Regions from separate parts of the Homo sapiens genome. Here region 1 is linked to region 2. A link is a loop called in an ENCODE intact Hi-C map of the cell type or tissue named here. Cell type or tissue: PC-3. All regions are shown on one strand.

Region 1 (8,000 bases), 69 kb before region 2:
CCCTGACCTTCAGTGATCTACCTGCCTTGGCATCCTAAAGTGCTGGGATTACAGGCATGAGCCACCGTGCCTGGCCCCAAAGCATTTTAGAGAGAAAGTTACACTTAAGAGTTAAATCACTTTAATTCAGTTCAGCCCATGTTCTTGCTATAGAAATCATGCACTTGTTTAATTTTAATAGCAGCATGTATCAGAACTGATCATTTCTCTTAGAAAAAGGTAAATGCATGGAAATCACGCAATTGTTTAATTTTAATAGCAGCCCCTATCAGAACTGATCATTTCTCTTCAAAAAGGTAAATGCACTCTCTTATGAAAGAAGACCTTGCTGTAATTTCTTAACCTTGCCAACTCCTTAAAAAAAATACTCTCTCTTTCATCCAGTCCGATTCAATGGCCATAAAGGAGAATGGATAGTGGTGTCATCTGCCAAACTAAATAACTTCAGAAAAGGACCAGATAGGAGGAGGGGGCAGGATAAGACAGGGAAGGTTGGATGTGAATACATTGTAGTGAGATGGCTGGGGGCATGCTAGAGGGGATGCAGAGCAGACAGCAGTGTCTGGGCTCAGAGGGCAAATCTGAGCTGGAAACATCAATGTGAGAGTCACCAGTGAATCCATGGGTAACTGCAGCTATGGCTATGGAACAAGTTGTCCAGAATGAGGCATGGAATGAGAGAAGGAGACCTATTCACTGTGTGGCACAGACAGCCCTGATGATCTTCACAAGCGGGGCAGGGTGGAGGGGTGAATGGAAGGAAAGCAAATGCAGAAAGAGATCACAGACACTCTTTAGATACAGCTGAAAACAGGGAGAAGAGAGTTTAGGAGGTAGCTGAAGAGAGAGCTGAGAAGGCTAGAGAGAGGCTACTGCTACCTTTCTTGTTTTTTAGAACGTGAGAATGCTTACAGGCTGATGGGGGAAACACGGCACAGACAGAGAAGTTAAAGACACAGGAGGGAGAGGATGCGATCCAGAGTACAGGGACAACTGGAGGAGAGGCAGCTCCCTGCCTGTTAATTAACAGAGGAGGACCAGTGTACAGGTCTCAAGACAAAGGCTAAAGGGTTTCTCTAAGACACAAGTGGTAAGACTATATGCTAAGGACGGTGAGGGGGTGGTGACAGGATGGACATACATAGATGCCCTTGCCAACAGTTGCCCATTTGTGTGGGCACTGCCCAAGTCGAGGATGCAGACTTGGACTATGGAGTGGAGTCCTGCTCTCTGCAAAGCTCCCTACACAAAGGAGGACAGCCTGAGACCTTGACCTCATCAGCACCAGCTCCCCACTGGGTCACATGGCTCCAGTATGTGGCCCCCACATTCTGAAGAGTCTTTAATATCTCAGGAGCAGCCCCTTCCATGTAACTCTTGAAAGCAACAGGTGGCTTCCAGAATGGCCAGGGGAGATACTGTTGCTTTATTGGAACAAACAGGTCTGACTTGCCAAATAAATTTAGTGCATAAATATAATTTTTTGAAACTTCAAGGACAAACAGCTGCTCTGCCTTATCAAAATAAGCAGTGGAGCAGTTAATTTTTCTAAGTAACAGTGGGCCAGCAACACACAATCAAGGCGTTAAACTTCAGTTCCTTTCACAGAAGAAAAACAACTCTTTGGTTTCTCAACTAGCAAACAATTCACCACCTCAAACAGTGCCACTCCAAGATTATCTTTTGATGATACTGAGTTTCCATTTTTGAAGTGAGAGAGAAATGAATTGCTACCTTCCCAATTTACACGTATAAAATGTGAGAAGGTACCCAAGTGGCATGGAGAGTAACCAGCAGATCTGAGTCCAAAGCCCAACCTTGCCAAAGTCTAGTGTGACCACGTGTATTTTACATGGGCCTCAACTTTTTCACCTGCAAAATGGAGGCCACTGATGATGTCCACCGAACGGGAGCATTGTGAGAGCCCACTAAGCTGATGTTAAAGGTGGTCTTGCAGGGATGAAAGAGCTATGCAAATATGAGGTGTTATTAGCATACAAACTAACTTTCCCAGACTTTTTTGGTTATGAAGTTTTTTGCATTTTTATAACATCTTGCTTCAGGAGCTTTAAAAACCTTTTAAAACATCAGGATAATAATCCTAATGAAATGAGCAAATCAACATATAGCTTTATTTCAATATACTGTAGAGAGAATACGGTGAGATACAGAGTTTAACTGATTTTCTTAAAAGTCAAAATGCATGCTAGATATAAAGTTTATAGCTTCTTTCTTCTGAATTTGATATGCTCTATGAGGAAAACAAGGATGATTTGTAATTTTATCAGTTAAAATTTTTATTGTCTTTTTAAGTCTAGTGACAATACTAAACACACAGAAATAACTGTTTAAATTAATCTTATTGCCCTGACTTCTTAAATTCTTCTCTGAATTTTTACCTCTGTCAAGAAGAAAAAATGAAGGTTATTTTCTTTAGTAAACAGTCACTGCTACCTCAGTAACAGAATTCTTCAAGACTCTGAGATTAAGATCTCAACAGTCTTATCCAGGTAGCAACTAAAACAATCGTGCCCAACCCACCCAAGTTCAGAGTGCTGAAAACTAATACAAATGATGGACTGGGCCTGCAGTTACATGTTTCCATTTAAAAGGGTAATTAAACCAAAGCCACAGTGAACCAAAATAAAAATAAAAAACTAAAACATGATATTCAAAAAAGCAAAGCAGGGAATGTTGAAAAGAACATTTCAAATAAGAGATGGGAAAAAGTAAACGTGCCCTCTAAAATAGGATAGTTTCTTGTTAGGGTGTTTTGACGGGGGGCGGCGGGGGGGATATTTTAATGGATTTATTAGCAAATTTTCAGGAACAGCACAGATCTTTCTCACATAAATAATCAAATCAACAGCAAAATAGCAAAAACTGAATCATTCAGACCAAGAGCTCTTCCCAAGATCCATACAGGTTTTACTTACCATGTCAGTCATGCGAAAAGTACTTGCCCTGGTCCCGAAAAGACATACAAGAAATCAAGCAGACAAGATTTCACGCACTTTTTACAGAAAAAAGAGGAGAAAACACAGTCTTCTGGACACATTTAACACTTCAACCAAGCAGAGGTGCAGACCCGAATCAGAACTCATGACTCTCAAGTTGCAGCTCTTGGTCTCCACAGGCCAGCTCCCCAACTAGTGTCCAGGTCTCTGGTGTGAACTTCTGCACAGAAATTCAGGGAATTCAGCCTCTGTACCTACTTGATACTCTGTTGTTGCTGTTTTCAAACATGACCCCAATGGGCTGCTCTGTTTAGATACAGCAGAAAAGCCTAAGGCTGGACTAACAGTCCTCTCTATGTAGAAAAGCAGCCCTCTTGTGAAGGTAGATGCTCAACTGTTCCTCTCCCTGCTGAGACGCTCCATCCATATACAGGCTAAGCTGTCTGCTGGTGTTGTTTCCACAGTGGCCACAGCTCCATGACATGCCTTGAGGCCAAGATTCAACTCACCACTAAAGTGAGAATCATGGTGCAAAGGGCATCCCCTCGATAGTGACAGATACACAGCACTCTGCAGCTTACTGTACCTTTCCTTGTTCCTCCATTCTTCTCTCTACCACCTTTTGAAGCACAACCTCCTGACAAACACGCCCCAGCACAGCACTAATGGTTACTGCCAAGTATTACTGCCAAATGGCCTGCCAAGGCGTGGGTCCCCGCAACCCCCTCCCCCTCCACCCTCCAACCCCTGCCACAGCTGGCTGGGGCCTCTGGCCCCAAGCAATCTCCTCATGTTATCTAGACAATTATATCATTTTCCATGTGTGACCTGGTGTGGAAAGGTTTTAAGTGCCATTTTGGAACATAACTAATAGATCCCGTGGTCCCTGTTGTTCCCAGGAATGACGGCCCTGAGAGTTGCCAAACTGTATCTGGGGACAGCTTTATCAAGCCCTGTTATTTTGGTGGTATCTTCTAAGCCATCCTCCACCTTGTCTTACTTTACTGTCTGGCAACCAGTAATGATGAGGACAGGTCAGGGCCACTGCCACAGAGGCCACACATCTCACCAACTTCCCAGTAAGGAGCCCAGTAGAACGCTTGCTATGTGGCTATGTGCCTGTTTCTCTCGCACTATTTCACTCTCTTGCTTCCAGACCCCTCCGGGTAGCATTCATACCCGGCAGCTATTCCTTAGGACAAAAGGGCTATTTAACTATTTTAAAATCTTTTTCAACAATACTTTTTTTCCTAACAATGAAGATGGGTAAGATCTGGCTAATTATGCTGTAGGAAAGGAAACCTCTCTTATTCTTCACTTGGTAAATATTACTGAGTACTGAATGTTCCAAAAAAAAAAGGCTGTAGATTTTCTCTCCCCAAAGAATATTAAAGTTCATTTCTACTACACCTCCCATTTAGAATACGTAAATAAAACTGCCTGTCAAAGGTATATGTGTTAACAATTGTGTCACAATCAAGATAGGGACAGCTTGAGAAAACTTTGCTGCTGCCAAACTGTTGGTGCCTCTCCGGCCTCTAAACAGGGGTCTCCAAGGACTTGGCCTTCCCCTCAGGTCACTACTCTTCCTTGGTGCCTACTCAAGACAAGTGAGGGGCACAAGCTTCTTGGCTAGAAGACTCATCCTTGTCAATGTGGAAGAGAAAAAAAAAATGACCTAAAAAAATAAATGGGAATGACAACCTCTAATAATTTGTGCAGTCCAGTTGAGGAGAAAATGAGTACACACTGCATAACTAAGGTTACAAACAAGTAACGACTGAAATCTTCATGTTACTGCTTTGCAGCCAATAAAATATGTTTTATAGATGCCTCAGGAGTTCAATGTTCATTCCTCTTTACCGCGAAGGTCAGCATGGCAAGAGGAAAATGCTCTAGCATTCAGAAAGTACACATTCACGCAAAGGTCATGACGTGCCAACCCAGATGTCAGCCCACCCTCGGGCGGAGCACTGGAGCATCACCAGATGGTTCACATCCTCCCCGCATAAATCACCCTTACAAACAGACACCTGTCTGGCAAGTGCCGATTTATAATCTTCTGTGAGTAAACAGCGTTTTTACTACACTCATTTAGCAAAGTGAAACATCCAATCACCTCTCTCTAGAAATAGTGCTAGTGCCTCTGCCAAACTAATTCTTTCTAAAGACAATTTTTCCTAGGGAGGCTCCTCCTTCATGCTGCAGAATGCCATGGGTACACCTATATAGTTTCTCTTGTGAGGGATGGACAAGAGCCCAGGGACTCGCCAGGAACTACAGGGACTAGGAGCTGCACAGTAATGATTAATCAAGGGGGATTAAGGCTCCAAATAACCAACCCAGGGCCTTTTTTTTTTTTAATTGACATAATTTTTACCTTTACCTAGATCAAAAAAAGACACATAGGGCAGACTGTCATTTTCACATATAAAATCTATTTCTCCAAATTTTACTAAGGAATTATTCCCCTTCATTGACATTTTATATCCCCTCCAAAAAAGGGCAGCTCGACTCCCTTAAAGAAAAACTCCACCGCGGCAAGTTAAGGTTTAATCCTGCCCCCTACACCCCACCAGCCACATGCTCACCAACTATCATCTGCAGGATTCCGGGAGCTGTTTGTTCTCTCATATCTAACAGAGCTACACAGGGAAGTCGAGAACCCAACATATAAGAAAGGTTTCACAGCTGTTGTTAACCCTGGCTATACTTTAAAATCTCCCAGGGCACTTTAGGAAACCCCCAGAGGTTCTGATTCAATTGCAGCCAGGTGGGGTCTTCACATTAGTATGTTTTAGAATCCAGGTAATTCCAATGTGTCTTAAAATGACCCATCTGAAGATTATTTCCCCTTCGTCCTTTCCTACCCAAAAGAATATTTAGATTAGGCAGAATAAGTGTTCAGTAGAGCTAAAACTCTCTGTTGACCGACCACCTGAGATCCTAGGTATGCTATTACTTAGCAGTGATCAAACAACTCTCCATTTTGTCCGTATATCTGGATAACTGGTTTTGCTCTGTTAACTGCTTTTGAGACCAAAAAGCTCTATCTAGAAAACTGTTATGTGAAGAGCAGGTGCTCCACAAACGAGTGGTTCTCAAAGTTTTATTATGAGCAGCACATTTTCAAATATTAAAACTTTCGAGTGCACCTGAAGCTCAAAACTACACTAAACAAATCATAAAAACTCCAAGCAATCACGACTGCAGTGTAAGATGACTGCAGTGACCAACACACTCTTCACTAATGTGTCAACTTTCCACCCAGGCCCAGCTCCTTTTGTGCTTTCAGTATATTCCAAGGAAGATCCAGTCCTCAGGCTCTTCCAGCAAGCTGCCCCTCTCTCCACCCACCCCCTCTCCAGGCCATCAACTAGTGCAGGGCTTTAGCAGGTCTCACCACGTACAAGTGTCCACAGCAGCAGAAATGTTTCACATGCTGATCCACAGACAGCAAAAAACTGTAAAAGGCACGGCCCTAAATAGTGCAGGAGGAAGTAACCAATTGGTATCTGAGTTTGATTAATGTTCACAATTTAATTGTTTGAATAAACTTAATTTGTTGCAGTATGATAGACTTCCAGAAAAAAAATCCTAAGTGTAAAACCTAATGGATTTTTACAAAGTAAACCCACATTTGGAATCACCAACCAGATGCAGAAACCAAACATCACTGGCACCCAGTAGGACCCTTGCTTCCTCCCTCAATTATTATCCCCAAGTGTAACCACTATTATAACTTCTACCACTCCAAATTAGTTTAGCTGCTTTTGAACTTTATATAATTATAATCAAAAATATGTATTCTTTTGTGGCTGGTTTATTTCCCTTAGCATTATGCTTGGGAGACTCAAGCAGTGCATAGGGCAGTCATCTGCTGTTTCTGTTCTTTCTTCCTTTTCCTCATAGGATTCCACTGTATGATACGCTATTTTATAAGATAGGCATTTGAGTTGTTGCTTTCAATTTGGGACTGTTAGAATTAATGCTGCTTTAAGGACTCTTGGAAATGTCTTTCAATATACATATGGAGTAACTCCTGTTAGGTATATACCTAGCCAGAAAGACAGTGTGGTAAGTATATAAGGACTTTATGTGTATGTAACAAAATAGACTCCAAAAACAGACCCATACATAAATGGCCACTTGATCTAGGATCGAAGACCAATGCAGTGCAGTGGGAAAGAGATTCTATTTTCAAATAAATGGTGCTGAATTAATTGGATATTTATATGGAAAGAAAATCTTTAACCCTACCTCACACCACACACACAAAATGAAATCCAGATCTAAACATGAAAAATAGAACAATAAGACTCCAGTGGTTAAATAAATGACTATCTTCATAGAATTAGGCTAAGTAAACATTTCTGAAACAGGACTCAAAAATAATAACCATAAAGAAAAATACTGATACACTGAACTTCTCTAAAATTAAGAATTTTCATTAAAATATACCCTTTAAGACAGTGAAAAAGCAAGTCACATACTAGAAGACATTTTCAACATATATCTATATCGATATAGATACATGTTTCAACATATATCTATATCGATATAGATACATGTTTCAACATATATCTATATCTATATAGATACGTGTTTCAACATATCTATATATGTTGAAAATGTCTTTTGTGATATATCACAAAACATATATATCATCTGAATAATTACATTGGCATTTAATATAAGCTATTAGCACGGATTGATAGAAATAAAAATCTAAGCGATATCCTTTATTTTCTTCAATAATAAACATTAAACCATATAAACAACTTGAATATATATATATATCACAAAAGACATATTCAGAAAATGTAAATTAAGTCCTACATACCATTTTTTTNAAAATAAAAACAACCTGACTTTTTAAATGGGCAAAAGACTTGAACAAGCATTTTCACAAAAGAGAATATCCAAATGGCCAAGAAACATATGAAAAGATGTTCAACATCATTAGCCATGAGAGAAATTCAGCCAAAAAGCCACAGTGAAGTACCATTACATAACCGTCACAATAGTTACAATCAAAAAGCA
Region 2 (8,000 bases):
TGTCTGCATGTTCCTTCTCTTACTAAAATAAACTATTTTTATTGAACTTATAATTGTGTTCTTTTATTCCAGATATAATAGGTAAAAATAGTGGATTTGCTGGCTTAGTGTTAAAAATAAAACATAAAACATTAGTTATCCTAATAACTAGATCCCACAGACTACTTTCTGGGTAACAAGAAATTGAGAATGGAGTTGAGTGGGCAGAATAAAGAGATGAAGTGAACAAATCAAGTCGAGAACATTTACAATGGAGCTCAGCCAATGCTCATCTCTTCCAAACATCTGCCAACCCCTTTCCCAGCTGAATGAAGACTTCACACTTTCACCTCCAATTGTTGGAAAAATTATGAGAGGATGTCCAGCCCTATTTTTTAGAACTGGACTAGGTTGCTTCCATTATTATCACCAGGGCCTTGGGTCCAACTACACTGAGTGCCTTATAGAAATTATGAAATATGCCACTCTGCTACTGTCGTGATTTCAAATGTGATGAGAATATTTGAAAAGCATTAACGTCTTGCCCTGTAAGAAGGAGACAGTGGAAAGGAAAATTAAACTTGAGAAGCAGCAGGCAATTTCCAACTGTCATTATCCAAAATAATCCAGCAGTTTGGAGTATACTACAAAGGCTTGTACTCGGAAAATGGGGGGAAAAAACATAATATGTTAAAGCAATAGTATTTACTGCCACAAAAGAAAAATCTCATTGGCCAAACTGAAAAAACATTTGTTTCTAACTCTTGTTAAATCTTACATAGGTCAGGTTGTCCTACTCCATCTTGTAGGCTCTGCCATCTAGAATCTGTAGCCTGCAAGACCATCTCACAAGAGAATCGAATGATGCAGAATACACTCCAGCTACCATCTTAGTACTTGTTTCTGTTCACTTTTTGCTGGCCAGCAACAGTCACATGGCCATAGCTAACTGCAAGGAAGGCTGGGAAATATAGAGGAGGACACAGATGCTTGGTGGTCACCTACTGCCTTCAGCACACATTGAAATAACTAGGGACAAGATGATTGACAACGGCTCGTTAATTGATTCATTCAATGAGTTTTGTTTTGGGTTTTTTTGAGGATGTATTTTGTGTCAGACCCTGTTCTAGACACCAGGGATTTAGCACAATGTTCCAGAACACAATGGACATGGTTCAGACCATTGTGAAGCTTTCAGCCTAACGTGGGAGAAAGACATCAAACACGTACTTATGCCATTAATTAACATCATGCAGAGTGTTAAATTGGAAGCAAACATTTTTATGCACTGTGGATGATGGCCATTTGTCCACACTTTTCCAGGAAATTTTGCTTTTAAGTGGTGTGTGCTATTTTCAGACTGTAGGTTCTGTTTCTACTAAATTTCTATTTCTATTGTCTCCTTAATTATAAGAGAGAAACTAAAGCACAGCATAGAGACAGAAAGCCATCTCACCTGAACTGTGCCAATGGCATCCTCCCTGGCTTTACCACTTCCCTCACACTCCATCCCTCACAGCCTATTTGCCACACTGCAGTATATTTTGGTCTTTGTAAATGGGAAATCGGGGCATGTTATCTGCTCAAACCCCTGCAATTACTCTCCATTTTACTCAGTAAAAATCTGAAGTCATCCCAATGGGGCTCTGCCAGCCCCACATTATCCGGCCCCCGCCTGCTCCTTAGACATCATGCTCCCTGCCTCGCTCACTCATTCTGCCTCTGCCACCTACATCTCCATGCTGCTCTTCAAATGCACCACTCACATGCTTGCCAAGGGGCCTTTGCTCTGCCCAGAACTCTTTTTCTCCAGATATCCATATGGTTCATTTCTTCCCTTCCTGAAAGTCTCAACTGACATACACATCACCCTATTAAAGAGGCCTTTAAGATGCATATTCCCCCTTTGAAAGAGTCCCCTCTTCTCTACCCTTGTCACCCCCTTTGTTTCTTCTTTCAAGCTGCTGGTACTTCCTGCAAATTCTGATCCTGACATGTTTCCTCCCTTTCTCCCTCCCTCCCTCCCTCCCTCTTTTTTCTTTCTTTCTTCCTTTTTTTTCTCTCTCTCTCTTTTTATAACAGCTTTATATTTATATAATTCATCTACTATAAAAGTCACCCATTTTAAAAGCACACAGTTCAATGGTATCTTAGTATATTCACAGTTGTGCACACATCACCACAATCAATTATAGAACATTTTTGTCCCCTCAGAAAGAAACCCTGTCCCCTATAGCTATTACTCTCAAATTCACTCCAGCCTTAAGCTCAGGCCTAAGCTACCACTAATCTACACTATATCTCCATATATTTGCTTATTCTGTACATCTCATATACATGAAATCATATAATATATGGCGTTTTGTGACTGGTTCCTTTCACTTAGCATAATGTTTTCAAGGTTCATCCACACAGTAGCATATATCAGTACTTCATTTTTTTCATGCATTAATAATATTCCATTGTGTGGATACACCACATTTTGTTTATTCATCAATTGATGGACATTTGGGTTGTTTCCTTCTTTTGGCTATTACGGATAATATTGCTGTAAATATTTATGTACAAGTTTTTGTGTGGACATGTTTTCATTTCTCTTGGGTATATACCTAGGAGAATTGCTGTGCCAAACGTAACTAGGTTTAAACACTTGAAGAACTGCCAAACTGTTTTCCGAAGTGGCTTCATCATTTTGTATTCACACTAGTAATGTCTGATTACTAATGTCTGTTTAACGTTTTTTCCAGTTTTTCCACATCCTAGTCAACTCTTGTTATCTGACTTTTAAATTATAAATATCCTGGTGGGAGTGAAGTGGCATATCATTGTGATTTCAATTTGCATTTCCCCAATGGCTAATGATACTGAACCTCTTTTCATGTGTTTATTTGTACATCTTTCTTGAAGAAATGCCTATTCAAATCTGTTGCTCATTTTAAATTGGAATATTTGTCTTTTTCTTAGTCAGTTGCAAGAGTTCTTTTCATATTCTAGATTTAAGTTCCTTATCAGATATATGATTTGTAAATATTTTCTTCCCTTCTTTAGGGATGTCTTTTCACTCTCTTGATGTTCTTGAAGGCCCACAAGTTTTTCACTTTAGTGAAGAACATTTTAAGTATATTTTCTTTTGTTGCTTGTGCTTTTAATGTTATATCAAGGAATCCATTGCCAAATTCAAGGTCAAGAAGATTTACCCCTGGGTTTTCTTCTAAAAGTTTTATATTTTGGCTCTCACATACAAGCCTTTGATCCATTTTGAGTCAATTTTCATACGTAGTGAGAGGTAAAGATCCAAATCCATTCACTTGCATATGGCTATCCAGGTGACCTGTAAGTTTATACTATGCAAGTATCACACTATCTTGATTACTGTTGCTTAATAGTAACTTTTAAAATCAGAAAGTGTAGGCCAGGCATGATAGCTCACGCCTGTAATCCCAGCACTTTGGGAGGCCAAGGCGGGTGGATCACTTGAGGTCAGGAGTTCAAGACCTGGCCAACATGGTGAAACTCTGTCTCTACTAAAAATACAAAAATTAACTGTGTGTGGTGGTGCATGCAAATCCCAGCTACTTGGGAGGTTAAGGCAGGAAAATCACTTGATCCCAGGAGGCGGAGGTTGCAGTGAGCCGTGATCGCACCATTGCACTCCAGCCTGGGCGACAGAGTGGGACTCCATCTCCAAATCAAATCAAATCAGAAAGTGTGAGTCTTCCAACTTTGTTCTTGTTTTTCAAGATTATTTTATTTATTTGGGGGTCCCTTTCAATTCCATATATACATTTTAGGATTATCTTGTAAATTTTGACAAAGGAGCCAACTGGGATTCTGATAGGGTTTGAGTCTGTAGATCAGTTTAAGGAGTGTTGCCATCTTAACAATGAATCTTCTGATTCATGAACATGGAATATCTTTTTATTTATCTAGCCCTTTGTTAATTTCTTTCAACAATATTATGCAGTTTTTGGAGTACATATTTTGCAATTCTTTTGTTAAATTTATTCCTAAGTATTTTATTCTATTTGATGCTGTTATAAATACAATTATTTTCTTATTTTTTTCATACTGTTCATTGCAAGTATATAAAAATATATTGAGTTTTGTATATTGATCTTGTATCTTGCAACGTTGTCAAACCACTTATTTGTTCAAATGGTGTTTTAGTGGATTCTTTAGAATCTTCTACATACAAAATTATGTCATCTCAAACCTTTCTTTACAATATGATGTCTTTTACTTCATTTTCTTACTGCTGTCATTCTTCACCTTTCTTATCCCACTTTATTTTTCTTAGTCTTTACCATTACCAATTCTATTGGCTATTTATCTATCTATAACTGCTCTCACCACTAAGTAAGCTCCCTGAACACTAGTGCTTTCTCCACTCTGTTCACTGCCTTCTCAGGTTCTAGAACAAAGTCTGGAACATAATTGGTGCTCAAAAAATATTTAGGTTCTTCGTTAGCTTTCAGCATGAATCCCTCGGCTCTGCCTGGAGTTGAGGTCAGACTCAGTCAGAGCAGTTCAGGGCATTAGGGCCACTGCTCTAGGATATATACTTTTTCAGAAATCAGTTCAAGGCATTGTTACTAACAAACAACAAACGACAGCAACAAAACTTCTTTCCAACTGTAATTACTCACAGCGAGTCAGCTTGCATCTGAGGCTTTAAAATGGAAGTCTACAAGATCCCTTATTGTTTCTTTGACCTTCAAGATTGTATGTTTTGCCATCACCTGACAATCTAGGGCAGAGGGACCCCTTGTGGCCACGAAGTAATGGCAGGAGCTAAGAGGCCTTTGGATTTTTTTTTTTTTTTTTTTTTTGAGACAACCTCTCACTATATTGCCCAGGCTGGCCTTGAACTCCTGGGCTCAAGGGATCCTCCTACCTCAGTCTCCCAAGTAGCTGAGATTACAGGTGCACACAACAGCACTCAGCTACGGCCACTACACTGGACAGAAACCATCTGCACAAAGACCTGTCCACATGCCATCCCACCATCTTTCCTGCCAACCAACCTCTTCTTTGCCAGTGTTTCTGTTGTTTCACCTGAATCATCCTTGTCGCTCTAACAAAAGGCCGTTAATCAAAGCGATAGAGAGGGATGGGAGAGGCTTTCTGTAAGGCTAAAAATAAGCAAGGAAGAACTAGTCTGGAACAAAGAGTGAGTGGTTTGGGCTCTGTGACACAAAGTAAGACCTTCAGAATCCAGGCAGGTAGCCAGTGGCCACCCAGCAGATGGGCTATTGGTAAATCTGCAGCCTTCTTCTCTCACCCACCCAAGTCAGGGAAACTGAGGAGAAGGACATCATAGGGATTCTTTTGGCTGTATCCTCATTATGAAAAGAAATGAGTCATTATAGGTAACTAAACAAAGTCAAAATTATTTTGCAAAGTATGGGGGAGATTTTCAGACATTTAGGGTGTGGTAAAGAATTGTTCTCACAAAAAGTCATCCCAGGTTTTCATTTGACCCAGAGTAAGTTCAGGAAAATTAAGTGCAATTCCCATGCCAAATATAAGAAAAAAGAAAGAGAAATCCAAAGTACTCCTAAAGAAACAGAAGAAAACAAGAATTGATTGAGTACAGGTAAGGCCTTTTAGTTTTTGCATGTTGTGAGGTTTTGTCTATTTTACAGATGCCTTGGGAATAGAATTATAGAATAAAATGTTGGGATCTTGAAAACTTTTAATTGAAAATATCTGATGAGCTATCATGTCTAAAATATCAAGCTCAAATTTTATGATTAAGAGATCTAAAATAATAGCTAATGCATATAATGCTTACTATGTGCCAGGTATTGTTCATTCAGCAATTCTTCCATCAACCCTTAGAGGCAGGTAGTATTATTAATCCCATTTTTCAGATGAGGAAGTTGAAGCAAGTGATGTTATAAGCAAGTTTTCCAAGGCCCCACAGCTAGTCTGTGAAAGCCTAGATTTGGAAGTAGGTCATCTAATCCCAGGGTCCAAGCTACCACTGAAATTTATCACATATGTCATTATAGTTTATCATGAGTATTCTACCCAATCTAAAAAGTGTTATTATGGAACTATATCCACGTTCAGATAGAAAAATTTCAACCGAACAAATGTTTCAGTTTATTGGCTGCTGAGAATTTACCCACAAGATACACTTGTACATAGGTCAAGATGTATGGACCAAATATGTTTACTATAGGATTTTTTTTTCTTTTCAGTAGCAGCCGAGATCTCAAGATGGTCTAAGTATCCACTAATAAAGAATTGGTTAAGTAAATTATGGCCTATTTATAAAAATGGAGTATTCTGTAGTCATTGCAAAGAACAAGAAAGATTGGTCTATGGTGATGTCAAAGCTTTGGAAGATGTAAGGAAATTTATTTGTATGAATAATAAAAATGTGCATATAATTTTCTGAAATAATATAGAAAAACATAACTGGGGTTAATATTGGGGTTAAGAGAGAAAACATGACAACGTGAATATACTTAACTCTACTGAATGGTACACTTAAAAATGGTCCAGATGGTAAATTTTATATGTATTTTACCACAATAAATAATAAAAGATAAAGGAGAAGAGACATTTACTGCTCATTTCTCACCTTTCTACTGTATTTTATATATGTATATATTACTTTTGTTTTCACAAATATTCAATAAAAATAAACAAAATGCATAAAACAATGTTGTGAGTGGTCAGGCTGCATTACACTAATTTATTTGCATCCAGCTGTATTTTTATTATGGTCCTATCTGAAGAGCTTTAAGAGTTAACAAAATTAAACTTATGTGTGATTTCTGGTGACTTTTGATCAAATGAAAGTTTCTAAATAAATAGCCTAGCTCCCTAAAAACTTCACATCCTGTCAAAGAAGATAATTTTATTAAATGTGGACTATATAAAAACATCAGATTTAGCACCCACCTGGCATATTTTCTTGGAATTTATTTCAGATAATTTTGTTTTGAAGAACAGGTAGTTCCTCTGTAATTTCAGACTGTCCTTCTGAGAACACATTATCCTGGTGTCTTCTCTTCTTGACTACGCAATTTCTTTGTAACCTTTTATGGCTTTTGTTTTGTCTCTGCCTACGCCTTCCAAAAGTGAGCCAGAATATAAAAATACACAGAAAGTATGCCAAATATTATGAATTCTATGTTTTGAGGTTAAAGATAAAACATAGGCAAGTATCTAAGAGAGAACATTACCATTTATTAGTTTTCCTTTGATCATCCTTATCTTTACATGAAAATTTTGACTAAGCCCGAGTCTATAAGATTTCGCCCCTGCCTTACAGGTTTTAAGATCCCATGGATAAAGGTATTTCGACTTCTGGAAGGGACTATGATCAGATTTCCCCATAGTCTATAGCGGCCAGGCAGGTAAGTAAACAATGACATTGGCCAGGTGAGGAATGGAAACCTGGGGAGAGTATGTCCCATCTAAAGAGAGTGGATGGCTCTCAACTCCAGCCCATGGTTGTCCTATGGGACCCAATGTGGCAAGAACATCTCTTCCAATTTTTCAAAAGAAGCTGGAAATCTAGATTTTTATGTAAATGATTCCAATTGTTTAATGTTCACAATTAATTCAAAAAATTTGAAAGCACTGTGGGGCCAAGAAAAGCATGTCTCTTGGCTGAACTGAGATGTGACTTTGAATGGAATCCAACTCTCTTAATTTTACCGAAGAGGTGGCCAAGCGCAGAGGGAAGTGAAGTTACTCACTAACGTTCCAGGGCTGGTTTGGGGGAGGAACTGGGACCAGATACCATTCCCCTTGCAGCCCCATCCTCTTTCCTCAGCTTTTTAGTCCATCTAATGAAGCAGCAGACTAATTTAAGACAAGCATATGACGAACCTCCCATTCCCACACATGTGTCAGTAAGCCTTCAACCTGATGGGCTGGACCTTAACCACAAACAGAAGACCCAGCTGACAAACTACACCCACACTCCACTTAATTCAGGCTGGATCCCAGCTCTTGACCTTTTTTTGGGTGGATATGGGAAAGGAAAAGTTGGAAATTTT

What was found. Hi-C counts contacts between places; a loop is a spot of excess contacts. Peaks named below come from ENCODE experiments on the same cell type or tissue, not always from the same donor. Only the 100,000 strongest peaks of a DNase experiment are listed, where the experiment ranks them.
Region 1: it touches region 2 in a loop (8-fold over the local background); 13 of 110 quality-filtered maps call a loop at or near these places.

What each region holds. Positions count from the first base shown.
Region 1 is chr3:16,894,621-16,902,620 of GRCh38, reverse strand. The region is part of intron 1 of PLCL2 (phospholipase C like 2); the gene reads right to left. Among named protein-coding and RNA genes, the nearest start is that of PLCL2, 14 kb to the right of the region's middle. In PC-3, no CTCF peak of the experiment used is centred here; a DNase peak (open chromatin) is centred at 4,890; H3K4me3 peaks cover 1,343 bases; H3K27ac peaks cover 1,663 bases.
Region 2 is chr3:16,825,707-16,833,706 of GRCh38, reverse strand. No RefSeq gene overlaps it. Among named protein-coding and RNA genes, the nearest start is that of PLCL2, 55 kb to the left of the region's middle. In PC-3, a CTCF peak has its summit at 4,746 (motif pointing left); a DNase peak (open chromatin) is centred at 4,666; H3K27ac peaks cover 469 bases.